Regions from separate parts of the Mus musculus genome. Here region 1 is linked to region 2. The links are chromatin loops, found by intact Hi-C in ENCODE. Cell type or tissue: heart. All regions are shown on one strand.

What was found. A loop is a pair of places that touch in the nucleus more often than their neighbours do. Peaks named below come from ENCODE experiments on the same cell type or tissue, not always from the same donor. Only the 100,000 strongest peaks of a DNase experiment are listed, where the experiment ranks them.
Region 1: a loop joins it to region 2, with 2.2 times the contacts of the local background. A loop is called at or near these places in 4 of 42 quality-filtered maps.

The regions. Positions count from the first base shown.
Region 1 is chr2:135,730,169-135,738,168 of GRCm38, forward strand. The region is part of intron 1 of Plcb4 (phospholipase C, beta 4); the gene reads left to right. Among named protein-coding and RNA genes, the nearest start is that of Plcb4, 75 kb to the left of the region's middle. In heart, a CTCF peak has its summit at 4,139 (motif pointing right); DNase peaks (open chromatin) are centred at 1,563 and 7,573; H3K27ac peaks cover 2,464 bases.
Region 2 is chr2:135,660,209-135,668,208 of GRCm38, forward strand. The region is part of intron 1 of Plcb4 (phospholipase C, beta 4); the gene reads left to right. Among named protein-coding and RNA genes, the nearest start is that of Plcb4, 4.7 kb to the left of the region's middle. In heart, a CTCF peak has its summit at 3,743 (motif pointing right); no DNase peak of the experiment used is centred here; H3K4me3 peaks cover 358 bases; H3K27ac peaks cover 28 bases.

The sequences.
Region 1 (8,000 bases), 70 kb after region 2:
TTAAGAAACCAGATCTACAAAGGAAGCCATTATATTGCAATATGGTTATTAAAATACTAGATAAATTTGAGCTGTGATAACAGATACTTATCAGTAACAAATGAAATGGCATTACGTTTTTTTTGTTTGTTTGTTTGTTTTTGCAATGTTCAAGTATGCGCAACAGTTCTAGCATGAGGTAAAAATAACTGAGATTTCTATGAACACATATGTTACAGATGATCCAGAGTACAGACCTGGCTGTTGATTTATAGTCATGGCTGGATAATGCTCTTCTCTTCACATACGTACTGAAAACACCCATGCACATATTTGTCCCTCCCAGAGTGTGCTTCCGTGACTGTATTCATGACTGGAGAAAGCGACCTCTACCCTCAGGCAGTTTGCCCTTAACTAGGAGATTTAAAAAAAATCACAACTTGATTTTTTTCTCTTTGCTATTTATATGGTTACCAAATGATATCACAAGCCCCAAATACTAATAGGTTCCCAAATGAATTTTTTAAAAATGCTAAAATCCCTTTATAATTTGTCCAGTGTCGTTGACCATGAGAAAGAGTGTGACATCTATCTGTGCAGTCATGGAATTGCTTCTCCCTGGAGTATTTTACCCATGTGCTTTCTCCTTAAGGCATGCTGCAGACTCCCTGCACGTTACAGACCCGGGGAGGAAGCTGAACTCTAGTCCTCTTGGCCATTCTATACATTGAAATCAAAAACAAACACAAACGTACAGAATTGTGAAGAGTTGACCCCAACAAACTGACAACAGGACCCTTGCCTACAGTGAGAGGGGCTCATATTCAATGGCGAAAGTGAGAGTGCTGGGTTGTCTTCCAATTGTAAGTGAATTTAACAAGGGGGTGAGCTGGTTGCAGCTTTAAGGGCCTGTAACTCTATATCCAGCTGTGTGTCTGTTGTCTTACAAAATGTGGATGGCAGGACACATGAGTCATAGTATATTATTTAAAAAGTTAAATTAACCTGTATTGGTGTGAGACCCTGAGGCAGTTTTCGGTGGCCCAGCCCAGGCCTTCTGCCCTTAGCATTTTGAGCCATATTTCCAGAGCCACACTGCGCTCTCTCTAGGCCACCCTGGACTCACTAAGTCTGCATAGGTCTAGACACTTCCTGTGCTGCTTTCACCATAGGCTCTTCTGGTCGTTCAGAGGCTTCTGGAGTCTTTCTGAGTATTCGTTGAGCCACATGGAACGTCCAAACTTCCATTGTTTTAAACACAGCCCATTGACTTGGGAGTTCATCCAGGGCCTAACTCATGCTGGTGTAGGTGTCCCTCACCAGGGAGATGGCCAAGTAGGCCTCTCAGGGAGTGGCTCTCCAGTGGGAACCCTTGTGATATCCGAGGACCTTTTTGGCAATATGAGGACACTACAGTGGCATACTGTACTGCCTGTGAGATAGGTAGACAAACCCAAAATGAAACAAGTTGCTGCTTTTGCCCGGGAATAGGCACAGTATACTGGTGAACACATGCTTAGGCGAGTCTGGTAGGACGGATCATCTAAGCTGTCAGTGGCTTTGTGAAGCTCCGCCCAAGGGGAAGGCCCACACTCCTTCCTGCTGCTGCCCTGGATGGTCTCTTAGCCATGACCTCTGGCCGCCCTTCTCTCTTCCTGATTACAGCTTCCTGGTGTCCTGTTTTTTTTTGCTCTCACAGGCCTTTGCTTCTGTTGTAGCTGCACTCTAGGGTGCCTCCCCTTTCACTACAGGTAATGGCTCCATGTGATGGATTTATCACTCTGCACGGCACTAACTTCCCTACTTCTGACTTGCAGTTATTTAAATTCTGTTGTTCCTACAAACTTGTAAGTTCAGAGTGATATAGGACCAAGATACGTGGCTAGTAAACCATTCAGTGAGTGGATGAATGAATGTTTGAATAGTACCACACTTGAAAGGGGCCAGAGCTGAGCATGTTGATGGCAGTGTGTAACCACTCTGTCAGGCAGCTTCCTTTCCAATGGATTCACCATTCCTGTAAAGACACCATTCTCTACTGGTGTAGATGGTTTCAGCGGTCTGCACATGATAGTGTCTCTTCATCAGTCTTATTTATCTCCCTTGTAGGTATCAGTATCAATTTCAGGGTGAGTTGAAGAAGCAGTTTCAGATAAAGGAGAGATGAGGAGACAGAGCTTTGTGCTAAAGGGGAAGAGCCAAGGGGGTCAAGGCACTGTCTTTTGTCCTAAGCCTCATTAACATTAATTTATCACAATGCAGGTTAGTTCTCAGCATGTCACAGGAGTAGCTCCTCAGATAATGTTGTGGCTATTGATCAATTAAAAAGGCATTATGTCTTGGGTGGGTATATCCTGGGACTTGGAGCTTTCAGCTTTCCCAGGTAATCCTGTTATGTACCTAACTTTGAGAATCACTAATATCAGTATCTAGGTAGATCAAAGTTACTCATGTTAACATTTCCAGTGTGATTCAGTATTTCCTGTCTTGGTAATTTAATACTTTTTAGCAATTTTATGATTTTTATGTACATAAAATTAGCACTTGTACTTTGTTCAAATTTATCATTGTGATATTTAATATATAACTTTTTGGCAAATGACCTTGTATGACCTCGTTCCCCACCCCCCAGCCCCACCCCTCTTCAGCTATCACAGAGAAACAGCTGACAATCCTTCATATTGGAGGAAGCTGGGAGGAAACCATTTTTCAGATAGTGTGCCTATAACGTACCAATTTAGAACTTCTCCTTGCTTTCCATTGCTGCCTTGTCTGTTTTCCAACTCTCCAGCCTCTTGCTTACCAGGGCCAGGAGGAAGAGCCCCGTAGCCCCCGAAGAACTTCCAGAAAGCTCTTTGTTATTTTCTGATTTCCTTTGTAACTATGCATGGCACCTTTGTTATAAGTGAGCTGGCTAAGGTGACAAGTGAAGGGACTTTGGGGTCCTTTATAGTCATTTTGCCTACCCCCTCCCCCCAGCATCATCTCCAGCATTCCCACGAGCTTTCTGTTCACCTGTGTACGCTTCCAAACAGTACTGGGAGGCTTGCACCACCAATCTCCCTTGTGATCGCTCCCTGCTATTGTTTTAACTGCCAGAGCTGAAAATGAAATGTGTCATTGTGTGCTGCTGTTCCTCTAGCATCTAAACCTCCTCCTTAAGAATCATTTCGGGATGCTTAGGATCCAGCAACCTTGTCATAGATAGAGTAGGTAGGCATTGCTACAGAACAATGCGCTGGGTAAAGCGCAGTAACTCCCAAGTCCAGAATGTACACATTGAAAGTTATAGAATTTGAGGTCACTCCATTCCGTTTCATTTAAAGAAGAAATACTAGAGTAGGAAGATACTGTGTGAATGTTGCAGATAAGCCTCAACCTCCCATTTCTTCGCCATGTGAGCACATATCAAAATATCAGGGCTAAGGCTACTGTTGTATTGTACATCCATAGAACGAGGATCTGGGCTGGAGTCTTCCAAATACCAGAAAACTTTACCAAAACCAAACATGAACTAAAGTGGATTAAAAATTGACAACATGGCTCGTGTTGTACTTCCTGACAGAGTACTTGTTTGGTACAGGTTAGACCCTGATTTATCTATAGCCAGAAAACAACAAAGGGGTTCTCAAGAGATGTTTATGGGATAAGTGAAAATATTTTTATGTTGTCAAGTCTAGGAAATTTGGTTGAAAACCTCATATTTTGCCATTTCGCAGACAGGCAAAATTTTAATTTCTAGTCTTTATTTTAGTGTGATCTAAAAGTCAGTCTCCCCACCCCACCCCCACCCCCTCCACCCCCAGCCTGGAATTACTCATGTTTTAGAGATTACTTCAGAAAATGGAGTTTCGTGACATGGAGTTTGTATTTGAGCCCCAGCATTTCTGTTTCTCTAATACATTTTAGTAAACTTGGAAGCTGGGCAGGAGCTCAGAGACTGTCTTATTATCGGCCTGCACAGGACAATTGAGAGCGCTGAGCCCTGGCTTGGCATCTCTGCTGTCCATCAGAGCGAGGCCAAAGCCAAGCAGCTGTTCAAAAGCCCGACTTTCTGGTTCTAAATTGCACACGCTTTTCTCTACTTCAGAGTAAACACCATGGTTAGTATCTTAGGTTGGTGTCTTCTAAAACTGGTTTGAGCTTAACTTGGGAGTATAAATAGTACTCAGGAGGGTCCTGTGTCTGCCACTAGGGGTCAGAAGCAATTGGAAAAGAAAGGAAAGGCAACCATAAAAGGGCTAATTAGTTGATCCCAAGATGGGCAAATGGCCTCCTTTGTGCTGGGGTCGGGGGGGGGGGTGGGGGTGCGGGGGGGAGTCTTGAGAAACAGCGCAGTGTTTCTCAGCTGTTAGACGAGGCAGTGGGAGCCAGACTTTTTACCAACTTCTGTGGTGTAAGGACTTCTGACAGCTTTTCTATTGGTATTTGTATCTGAAAGGTACACCAACAGGAGAATGCAGACTCCTAGAATAACACCTCTTCCACATAGAGAACCTGAGTCACTGGGGAGCTACAGGGACCTGGGTGGGTCACTAGCAGCTTCTGCAAGCACACTTAGGGAAAGAATAAGAGCTAAGCTGCCAGACATCTACTGCTCCCATATGCTAAGCACCTGGACTGGATTTATTTACGTAGATGCCCAGTGCTCGTCCAAGGGAAGAAGAGATGGAGCAGGAAGGAAGTGTGCGACTTCCAGTAGAGGATGTTACTCCCCTGAGCCTCCAGAGCTTCTCTCCAGTTCCTTAGGCGGGTGCTAACCGTTACATCCACAGAGTGCTGGCAGCTCCAAGAGGGGATTAATGAGGGAGGGTTGCTAGGTTAGGGGGCTTGCTCCGTTAGATTTCTCTCAGTCATACTGACAGATGACAGTACATCTCCTGGAAGCTACAGAATCTGTCATGTGGTTTTGGATACAGCTGTGCTCTGTGGGTTCCTATACCTCTTTCTCTTCTCCTTCAGCCCCAAGCTATGCCACACTCCCTGGTTGGCTTCCTAAGCTCTGTCATGCCTGGTAAATCACCCCATATAAGCTCGCCTTAGTTGTGTATTCAAGTTGCCATCTGCTTCCTGCTGAGACCCTTACGGCGGCACCATCTTGGTATCTTTTGCTTCCTGAACACTTGGGTGGAATGGAACAGCCAGAGACATTATGAAGATAATGATAAGTTGTCCTTGAGCTCCAAGGATACTCAGCATTTAGGATGTTGTACCACAAGAAGGGGTACACATCCCCAAATATGTTTCGAACAAATGACTTTAAGTTGTAATTGGAGTGCTTTCTTTTCTGCTCTATGGGAAACTCTGTATGAGCAGCAGATTGAAAATTAGAAATTGTGTCTTATGATGACTACCCATACAGCTAATTATAATGTACTTAACCATATAAGCTGGAAAATATTCAATGCAGGGAAACAGAAGGGTTCAATGGATCTGTCCATCTAGAAATTTCAGATTTATCTTGTATATTCTAATTTTAGATAAGTATGTATTTTTCTCTTTAGCTCTTGAAGTTTCCCATCCATCTAGTGAGTTATAATCCCCTCTCTGAGAGTTTTTAAACGCTGCGAAAGACACTTCAAGCACCTAGAAAAGGCTCTCCAGCAATAGAAATGCTCCTTCTGCAGGGACCCTTGTGATGCAGGCACTTTGCTGATCACTGTGGACTCAGTAATGAATAGCACTTGATGTGTACTTTCAAGGAAATCACAATATGTTGGAAAAATAGGAGTCTAAACAAGTAATTATACGAATTGTAAAGTATTATTAACATATACTGGGCTCTAGGTGTATCTAAGTGAGGGTATACTTAAGTGTAGCTGACTTTGGCTAGTTTTGGGGTTGTTTTATCTTCCACCCTTCTCTATCTTTTTGTCTCCTACTCTTTCAATCCCCTATCACTAGATAAGAGAGAGAACAGGGCAGAGAGGAAAGGAAAGAGATTCCTGAATAAAGTCGGGGTTGGAAAGGGGACGGTTTTATCCCTTAGAATACCTCCTGTTGATTAGGGGCATCAAGTTCCTTGGAGTAAGTTTGACTTTCACCATTTAGATATCCGATTTCTTCTTGGTTTTCCTTTGTGCATGCCTACTTATCCATGACCCATAGCGAATAACAACAACCCACCCCACTCTTGTGGCCCTAGCATTCATACACCCTCTAAAAAGACCCCAGAATTCCAAACATCCTCACACAGGCACAGAAACTATCTGCAGCTGGAAAAATCACCCCTGCCAGAGCACGAGGCAAACCTAGCTGCTGTGGACAATCTGAAGCAGCCCCATATCCCACAGTTGGGATTAAAGTGAAAATATATTCTTATACCGTTTCTGTGGTTTTAAAAGAAACTAAAATTCAAAAATTCTTACTACACTTAATTCTGCCAGGAAACGGCAAAGAGGTTGATGAGTGACCAGAAATCCACAAGTTCGGTTTGAAGGACAACAGAGAGGGCAGGAGGATGAAGGAGAGGATGGGGGCTGTTGGATTGCCTGGTGGTTTTGAGATGGAGTCAAACACATGATTTAGCCCATAGCCTTTGGAGGAATGCCTGGACTTGAGGCCAAAGATAAAATAGTAATTTAACCCTTAACACTTACCATCATTTAGAATAATATGGATTGTACATACTCTAAAAATATTAGAGATATGTAAGCAAACTGAAGACAGTGTTTTAAAAAATCATTGGATATTTAGTGGGAAACATATTGTGTCATCTTATAGTGATGCTCCAAATATAGTGTCATCATTACGTGTAACATTTGTTTTTATTTTATTTAATGTATATATTCATGTGTATCTGTCTGAATGCGTGTGTATGCATGCCTTGCATGCCTGTGTTCGTGAATGTGTGTGTGTGTTTCTGTAAGTGCATACATCCATGAGGGCAAGATAACGATGTTGGATCCTCTAGAACAGCAGCTATTGTACCAGCTGATCTGGGTGCTTAAATCAATCTGGGGGCCTTAGGAAGAACACCAGGTTTTTCTCGTTCTTCTCTTCTTCTTTCTGATGGACTGAATATACTTTCACTGGTACCTTGAGTATCCATCTGTTCTCCGTTTCTGAGTCCCCTATGCCTGCTCGTAGCTTATCTGCCATGTGTTTGACCTTCACACTGGCATAGCTCAGACAGCATGGCCTCCTTCTCTCTTTTTCTTCTCCATTTTTCCCTTCCAGGCACCTCCTGAGCTTTGCTGCCCCGAGGTTTAACTCTAGTATGATGGTCCATTCTTATTTTATTAATGATCCTAAGGACCCTGATTTGCCCCATAACTTGATCAGATCTCCTGGATCTTAAGTGCCAAGTTCTAGAATTGCACTCAGGCTCTGTGCCCTGCAGGGACTCGTCTGTGTCTCCGTCCTTCCTTTTCTCAGTCTTTGCTCTGGGCTTTCCCTGCTGTCACCTTCTCTTGCTTTGTACCTGACCACACCAAAACTTACTGGCTGGAAACAACAGCCAGCATTTCATGTGTCTGTGGGTTGACTGGTCTCAGCCAGGCAACACGGCTCCGGGAGAGACTGGAGCAGTTGCTCTTTTTGTGGTTGGAGTGTTTGAGATGACTCATTGAACATGAGCAGTTGGCTTCAGGGATGAGCTCAGCTAGAACGTCTCCGGTCTTGTCTGGGCTGCTCCCTCCACGTGGAGTGGTCGGATCACTGAAAAGCACGAGATGCTCAGGAGGACCCTTGTCAAGCGCAAAAGCAGAAGCCACTTAAGAGAGGAGCAGCTGGATGACAAGTCCATCCTCTCTGTTGTTCTTCAAACCGAACTTGTGGATTTCTGGTCACTCATCAACCTCTTTGCCGTTTCCTGGCAGAATTAAGTGTAGTGAGAATTTTTGAATTTTAGTTTCTTTTAAAACCACAGAAACGGTATAAGAATATATTTTCACTTTAATCCCAACTGTGGGATATGGGGCTGCTTCAGATTGTCCACAGCAGCTAGGTTTGCCTCGTGCTCTGGCAGGGGTGATTTTTCCAGCTGCAGATAGTTTCTGAGCCTGTGTGAGGATGTTTGG
Region 2 (8,000 bases):
AAAGTTGTTTTTTCTTAGTCAATTAGAAATTGTCTATATTGTACAATTTTTGAGTTTAGACTCAGTAAACTACTGAATCTAAGTGTGAAAACACAGAATTTTCCAATTGAACAACTCTAGAGTTATAAAGCCAGCATTTCTAGAAAGGCAAATGTCTTATATTCCACAAATATGCATGCATTTGAGATATGACTTTAAAAAAATAACCCTAAACTTCTATAGTGCTTCTTCCTATTTCTCTAAAGCAAGGGGCTTGAGATTTAATTTGGGGCAAAACATTCATGGACAGTCGCCATCTTTTGAAGTAGAAGTGGGATGCATAGTGGTCCATAAATTTAAATTATCCATTGGTGGAGATAATGTGTTGAATAAACATGGCTAGCAGTAAAGTCCATGCACAGGCAGGTGTATAATGCTTTGAAAAAAATTGAATTTCTCTTTTAAGGAAAAATCAGACCATAAAATAAAGATGACCAGGAAGAGCAACCAGTGACTTTTTACCTGGGTGGACTCCCAGGATCTCAGAAAGTGAAGAACTACTCTTTAGGGTAGGAAGATGTGTGTGTGTGTGTGTGTGTGTGTGTAAAATTTCAACTTAATCCTTTTAGTATTTTTAAGACTGATGTTTTTAAAGATGTGTTTGAACTGAGAACCGAATATTTTGAACCCTTCAAACTTTAATATCCTAAGTTGCAGAGTGATACAGAGGATGAGAAATTCCTCTCACTAGGATTTTGTGGTGTAATCCCTGACTGACTGTGTTATGTAATCTCGAATTTTTCCCCCACAGAACAGTCTTGCATAGTTTTCAACTGGTGTATTGATCTATTATATCATCTATTTTTTTTTTTTACACTGTAGACATTTAATACATGACTGGTGTCTTGGGGAGAACCTCGTGTAAGAAAAAATTACTTTTAAAATGGAATTTCACTTTCTGAGCGTTTTTATGTTGGTGAAACTGGTTTGACAGAAGGAGTGCATCTTCACATGTAACAGTGTGCTGCAGAGGGCTGAGTGTTGGCCTCCCAAGTGTGCTCTGCTCCCCTGCCCCCTCCCCGCTTTTATTACTCAGCCATCAGAACTTAGTTTTGATTTAGCTTTGATGATATCACTACCAGCTCTGAATTAATCGCTGTGGAAATGCTGTTTTACAAGTAACTGTCAAAACAGAATTTCAAAAGACTCCATTTGATCACAGAGAGCACATTTACATCTGTTGGAATAATTCTACTTTTACTTTACAAATGCACACCCACGCAGGAGGGCTTTGTGCTGAAATATTCTCTTTTCCGAGCTTTATATTTGTATCTTTTAAAATGTGAATGATGTTAAAACTTACATGCCTCGGAATCCAGGCTTCGTGCTTACTTTCATAGCTGATAGGGAAATATGGGAATTAAAAAAAAAAAAGAAAGGAAAAACCCTTAAAGCTTTCAAAAGAGCTTTTTAAGAAGTGGAGTTTAAAGGTTTGTATCACCCTTGAAACCTTTCATCCCATCCCCAATAGAGACCAATGGGTGCTGGTGCTGCTAATATATTTGTTTATCCTCTTTCCAAGAATCTAGCTGCTTGTAAATCAATTTATACTGCTGATTTTGTACAACATGGTACATCATTGGCAGCCCTAGTGAACGTGCTATTTTCTTAGGCTACTACTAATTTGTTTTCGATTTTGGTTCACTGGGAATTGAATGACTAAATGATTGCCTTGCGTTCCTGCCTACCTGCCCTTCATATGAAATCGGGTTTATACACGATTGTGATGTTGTATGTGAACCCATCACAGTGGCATGTTATGTTGTGACAGGCTGGGATATAAGCTTCTGGGAACAGTGTCTTGTTTGTCACCCCCAGTTTTTTAGGTGCAGCAGGCAAAACCCAAATGCCAGAATTGATGAATTGGTGGATTTTTATAAAGTTAATAATTAGCTGCCACTTTTTTTTTTTTAAATTTTAAAGTCTTCAGTTGCAAACAAATTACATATATTTGGACCAGAGCAGTTAGGTAATAGTGCTATAGAAAGGAATAGTTTTTGTAATTTTCACACTTTCAACAAATGCCTTGTTAGTGAACTCAGCTACTTTGGGGAAATATTACTTGATAATGAAAATTGTGAGGCACACTAGGACTCGTTTCGTGTCATTTGTGACCAGTTCCACTGCTTGCTTACTATCAGGGATGACACATGCTTTGAAAACCAGATCTTGGTGAGTTCCATAAAAGCAAGATGCGCTGCTTCTGATACTTAGAATGAGGTCAAGAATCCTGAGGATATTTGCTGATCACTGTTGGTAGTGCACAGCCAGACTGCAGTTTGTAAACAGTTACTTTTCACTTCCTAAGTGAAGGAGTCTGTGGAGGAGATGTAATCACCTTGTGAGAAATAAGGACATCCCCTAGGCTGACAGGCACCTGGTTTTACTGCTCAAGTTCAAATGTTAGCCTTGTTTGCAAGGATACTGTTTAACTCTCAGGGCAGTCCATGTCACTGTTTCCCATGTCCAGGTCCGTCAGACCCAAGGCATAGAACAACCTTGCTTCTATCCCTTCGTATTTATTTTTCTGTGTAATAGTTTTTTCTTTGATAAAGCCCCACCCTTTAAAGAAGAACTGCTTCTTCAAGCTGTAATATTGTTTTCCAGTTCTACCTTGAGTGTTCATGCCTCTAGTTCTTTACAGCCAACAAAGAGTGGGTTGCCTGCGGTGTGGGGAGACTGGAGGTGGACTACTAATACAGTAGCGAGTAGATGGCTGAGAATCCTGCGTTGTCCATATAGTTCAGCCTGCTTTCAAAAAGTTGTCCCTGAGTGATCTTTATTTGCGAAACCCATTTCACGTGAGTGGGAACCTCACTTTCTGAGAGCCTGGCTGGGTTCTCCTCCCTTTGGATGTTGTCATTCTGGGGAAGATGTAACCAGAGTTCCTAGTGGGAGGGAGGAATGCCCTCCCTTTCAAATCTTAGCCAGGACATCATTTTGTTCAGTAGAATGAATGGCCAGTTTTAGAAAAAAAAATTCCTGGTATGAACTGGACCCTTTCTCTCCTTTACTTTATGGAAGCAAAACAGGTGGACAGGATGGTAGGTCAGAAGAGGAGTTTCCTCTGAAGACCTCTCACAACTACTATCCATAAAACCTGCAGTGAGAATATGATACACCGTGTGAGCACAGAACAGTCTCTTTTCCCCTTTTCTGGGAGTCTCCCTCACGGTTCTCACATGATCTCTTGGGGAAGTCCAACTCTAGCTACCGAGAGGCAAATCATTAGTTTAGTACCCAGCACCCTTGTAAAGCCTTCTTTTCCTCCTAAACAATTAAAGGATATTATTTGGCATGAATGAACTAAAGTAGCCATTTCCATAGAGGCAGGAAGAACGGGTAACTCAGATTCAACTCAAGTGGCCGATCCAGAGAGAACACAGAACACTCATTCATGTTAGACAGCTCTTTTTCCCACCTAGATCAGAGGCCTTCACCTCAGTAGATCCATATCACCGAGGTCTGAACATAGTCCACGAATATTGTTGGTAGGTCCTTAATTTTTATCCATATCCAAGTGACAATTCCAGCGTGAACTAGAACCATTCATTGTTAGCCTTTGCTGTTCAGTGGGTTGAAAAGATGTGCATTTCAAATGAATTCACTTTGTTTTGTTTGTTATTTTTTTTAGATTTATTTGCTTTAATTTTATGTGTATGGGTATTTTGCCTGCATGTATGTCTTAGTATCATGTATGTGCAGTGTCCTAAGAGGCCAGAAGAGGGCATTGTTTTCTCTAGAGCTGGAGTGACAGAAGGTTGTTAGCCACCACGTGGGTACTGGGAACCCAATCCTGGCCCTTTTGGAAGAACAACAAGTGCTCTTCTCTGCTGCACCACCTCTCCAGCTCAGTGTGAGTTCATTTTAAAACTTGTTATTTTGATAAATATGATTCATTTCTGTGGTACTTATAAGTATTATTTAATTTCACACATTTGAAATATACTTAGAAGAGTCTAGAGTGTTTACCAGACTGCAAAACTGGAACCCAACCCCTACAATGTGAAGAACATTGGCCTGAGACATGGTCACTCTCAGAGTTGGTGGGTGGATAGGTAGGGACTCGTGCTTTGGGTTTTCCTTCAGGAGTAGACATTGAGAGCTTAAAGTGCTGGAATCAGCCATCCCTGAGTTTCTATCCTGACAGTGTCCTCTGTTGGCCCTGTAGTCCCAGGCATCCACTCAGAGCCTTGGTTGACTCTCTCATTAATACCCTCCTCCCCAAGCCCTTGGTTAAGGATGGTGCTGGATGATGGTGATTGGTGCTGGGAACAGCATTTCTGTTGCTGTGACAACCACTCTGCCCCTTCTCCTACTGATACTACCAGGATCACTACCCACAATCTCACTTTGCTCCATCAGGGTAGAGGGCATTGGTTTGTTTGTTGGAGCCATGTAGAAGCAGCTCATTTAAAACATGTAAGACATACTCGGAGTTCCATCTGGCAGTCAGGGAATGTTCCAGTGACCCCCACAGGCTACCTCCTGATGGCGGATCTTCCTCTGGACTCATCTCATCCTGTGACTGCATTTGGGTAGAGGAATACAACATTGCTCAGCTCTAGTAGCCTTAAAATTCCATGAGTGTGGGATTTTGAACTGTAATGCAGGAGCCAGATGCCATCCCCAGGGCCTCTGTGTCCTCCAGAACGGCTTAAAAAGAGACCATATTAAGCAATTTAGCTTTAGGAGGATGGAAACATGCATGAGAAGTGTTTGGGGACCACTGATGTTTAGGGGCACATGGTGCCTCCTTTGCTCCCATGGGCATTAGTGGGAGCATTCAACTCTTCTCTCATAGTCTCAATAACAACCTTAGTAAAGGGGAAACCAAACCAAACCAAAACCCCCAATCCAGATATTTGTCCAGAACTTGAAACATGCCACTCCACTTCATTTCATCTTTCTAGACACTTTTTTTTTTTTTTTTGCAGAGGTGGGGTGGGTGGGCTATGGAGTTGTAACAGTCTCTTAGGTTTACATTGTTGGAGAACTTATATTTGGGAGGCTAATCATGTGATGGGTTTAGAGTTGGGATTGAAATCTAAGTAGATTGACACTGTAACCTTTTTTTTTGTTTGTTTAGTTTTTCGGTCTAGCTGTGTAGCACATGCTGGCTCCAAACTTCACATCCTCCTGTTTTAGGTTCTCAAAGGCTGGGATTATAGGGAAGCACCATGTTAGCCCAGAACTCCAACTTTTAAATCACGGTTCCATGTTACCTGTAGTCATGTTACCTGTAGTTGGTATAGTGCATGCTGCAGAAGTCTCTCTCTCTCTCTCTCTCTCTCTCTCTCTCTCTCTCTCTCTCTCTCTCTCTCTCCCCACAAAACATGGCGAGGCAGTTATTTTAAGTGGCACGGCTAAGATGTAACAGATCTGGCAACTGCTGTGAAGATGGAATCGGAACAGCAAGTTGAGGATGAAGCCGTTTCCTAGTCTCGGTCTAGGGGTGTTTGTTGATACAGTTGCATGGTCTGGAAGGGTGAAGCAGGGGATTAATTGACGATAACATGGGCCGAGGACTAAGAGTGAAAATCTGGTATCATCTTTTCTTTGGCTTTCGGAGAGATCATAAGGGCGAGGGCCTGGAAGGACCGAGAAGTAAGTGTATTATGTGAAATTGCCAAATAATCAATAAAAACATTAAGGTCAAAAGGAAAAGTAAGGCCAGCTGGCAGAGTTCAATGGCTTCAGTGAGATTGCTGTGACCTCTGGTTGAGGAGCCAGGTAAACCACATACACAGGTGCTGTTGAACAGGTGTCAGGGACCTTAGGCATGGTGGCCTGTGTGTGTCCCTTTCCAGGAGGAGCTGCCAGAGGAGTCTGCCACTGCATGCACATTTTATGGTGAAGCGAGGAATCTGAGTATCTGGAACGTGAAAGTCCCTCATTTGAAAGTGCTTGGCTGGCGTTGGAGAGCTGGTTCAGGGTACTGGCTGGTTTTGTGTTTTCTCAGAGGACCCAGGTTCTAAGGTCCTAGGAGCTTAAGGACCAGGACCAGGTCCTAAGTCCTGGTGACTTAGGACCATCTGTAAGTTCAGTCTCAGGGGATGATGCTGTCTCTGGTCCCTGTGAGGACCAGGTACATACATAGTACACAGCTATGCATGTAGACAGAAACTCATACACATAAAATAGGTAAGTTAAGTAAACTAGGAAGTGCTGGGAAGTTGGGCTGAGGAGACTGCCCAGCTGGTACAACGTTTTCCACATAGAAATGAAGACCTGAGACAGAGCCCAAGGGCTATGTAACAAAGCTGGGAATACTGGGGTTACTCCAGAGAATTCCCGAGCCAGGGAGGTAGAGACAGGCAGATCCTGGGGCTTGCTAGACAGCCAGCATGGAGCAGTCAGTCATCCCCAGGCTAGTGAGAGACCCTGTCTCAAAAAAAACCAAAGCTCAAGGATGTTGCAACTGAGGAATGACACGGGAAGTTGACCTCTGGCCTCCACTTGCATGCACACAATCCATGTTATTGCCAAACTGGACACATTTGTGGCAGGAATTCAGCCTGAGAGTTCCCACGTCGGTCCTTTTGTCAAGTGTAAGTTCTCAGATGCACTGTGCCCTAGAAAATGCCATTAGTTTTATTTCCTTTTTCAGACTTTATAATTGTCTTTTAAAAGGGGAGGTTTTAAAATTCGTGATATAGTCTCCTTTATTTTAAATGAGCACAGAGTTCTGAATATCTGGCTTTTTTTTCCTCACCCCATTTTCTTTTTTTTGTTTTTTGTTTTTTGTTTTTTCTAGACAGGGTTTCTCTGTGTAGCCCTGGCTGTCCTGGAACTCACTCTGTAGACCAGGCTGGCCTCGAACTCAGAAATCTGCCTGCCTCTGCCTCCCAAGTGCTGGGATAAAAGGCGTGCGCCACCACTGCCCAGCCTCACCCCATTTTCTAAGGTACCAGCAAATATTCAGAGTTGGGAGAGGAGGGACATGGTTTTCAAGCTCACTACTTGACAGAGCTTTGAACTGTGATCAGTTTACCATAGAAAAACGAGTGACTTCCTTTATTACAGGGTCAGAGAGGCTCTCTTGCCTCTGTCACTGGCTGAATTCTGCAAATCATGGGATATCTCTCCCTGTCTTGACAGTTGCAGTGTTTATCCTGAACACTGAGAAGTTAGATCTGTTTCTGCAGGCAAGTATTTCAAGGCGAACCCACCCTAATTTTTTCCTCCCAGTCTTCAATGGGAGATCACTTTGGGTCAAATGGAAATGTAGCCCTTTGAGATGGGGTTCTCCTGTATCTACTGATGTTTGGTTATTGATTACATAGCCAAAGCCCTCTCTGGAATTTAAATTTTTATTTTCGCTGGCTTCTAAAATGATGTAAGTGAGCTACTAATATGTTCCAGTTGAAGTGACAATGCAGAAATACAGAAGCAATATGTAAAGTACTCTTTCCCACCTACACCCTCCCCAGATATAACCATTGGCAACAGTTGCAAGTGTCTCCCTCCTCCTTTTGTCCATTCATTTACATACACAAATACATATACGTGGTTCTCTTGTTATATAAATTGAATCATACTGTACATGCAGATGCATTTTTATTATATAAACTGCATCACACTACATTCACTTTTCTTAGACTTGCTTTGTCTTCATAACTGTATCTTATGATAATTTATTTATTGTCTGGATACTGGTTATCTTAGCTTTGTAACACTGTATACTGTCTGGTAAGACATAGAATCTTGTTGGGCTTTAACAGCGGGCTTTAACGGGTTTCTCATGACCGTACAGTGAAATATAGCAGATTTCTTTTCATTATTCTTCATGAGTTTGTGTGAAAAATTTTTTTATTACTAAAATCCAAGAAATAGAATTGCTTGGTCAAAATGGCTTAATCACCTTTAAAATTCAGAGAAAACACTGTCAAATTGCCTTTTTAAAAAAGGTCCTCGATAGAATTTCTGTCTCAGAGAACCTCAGGTTATGCATATAAATG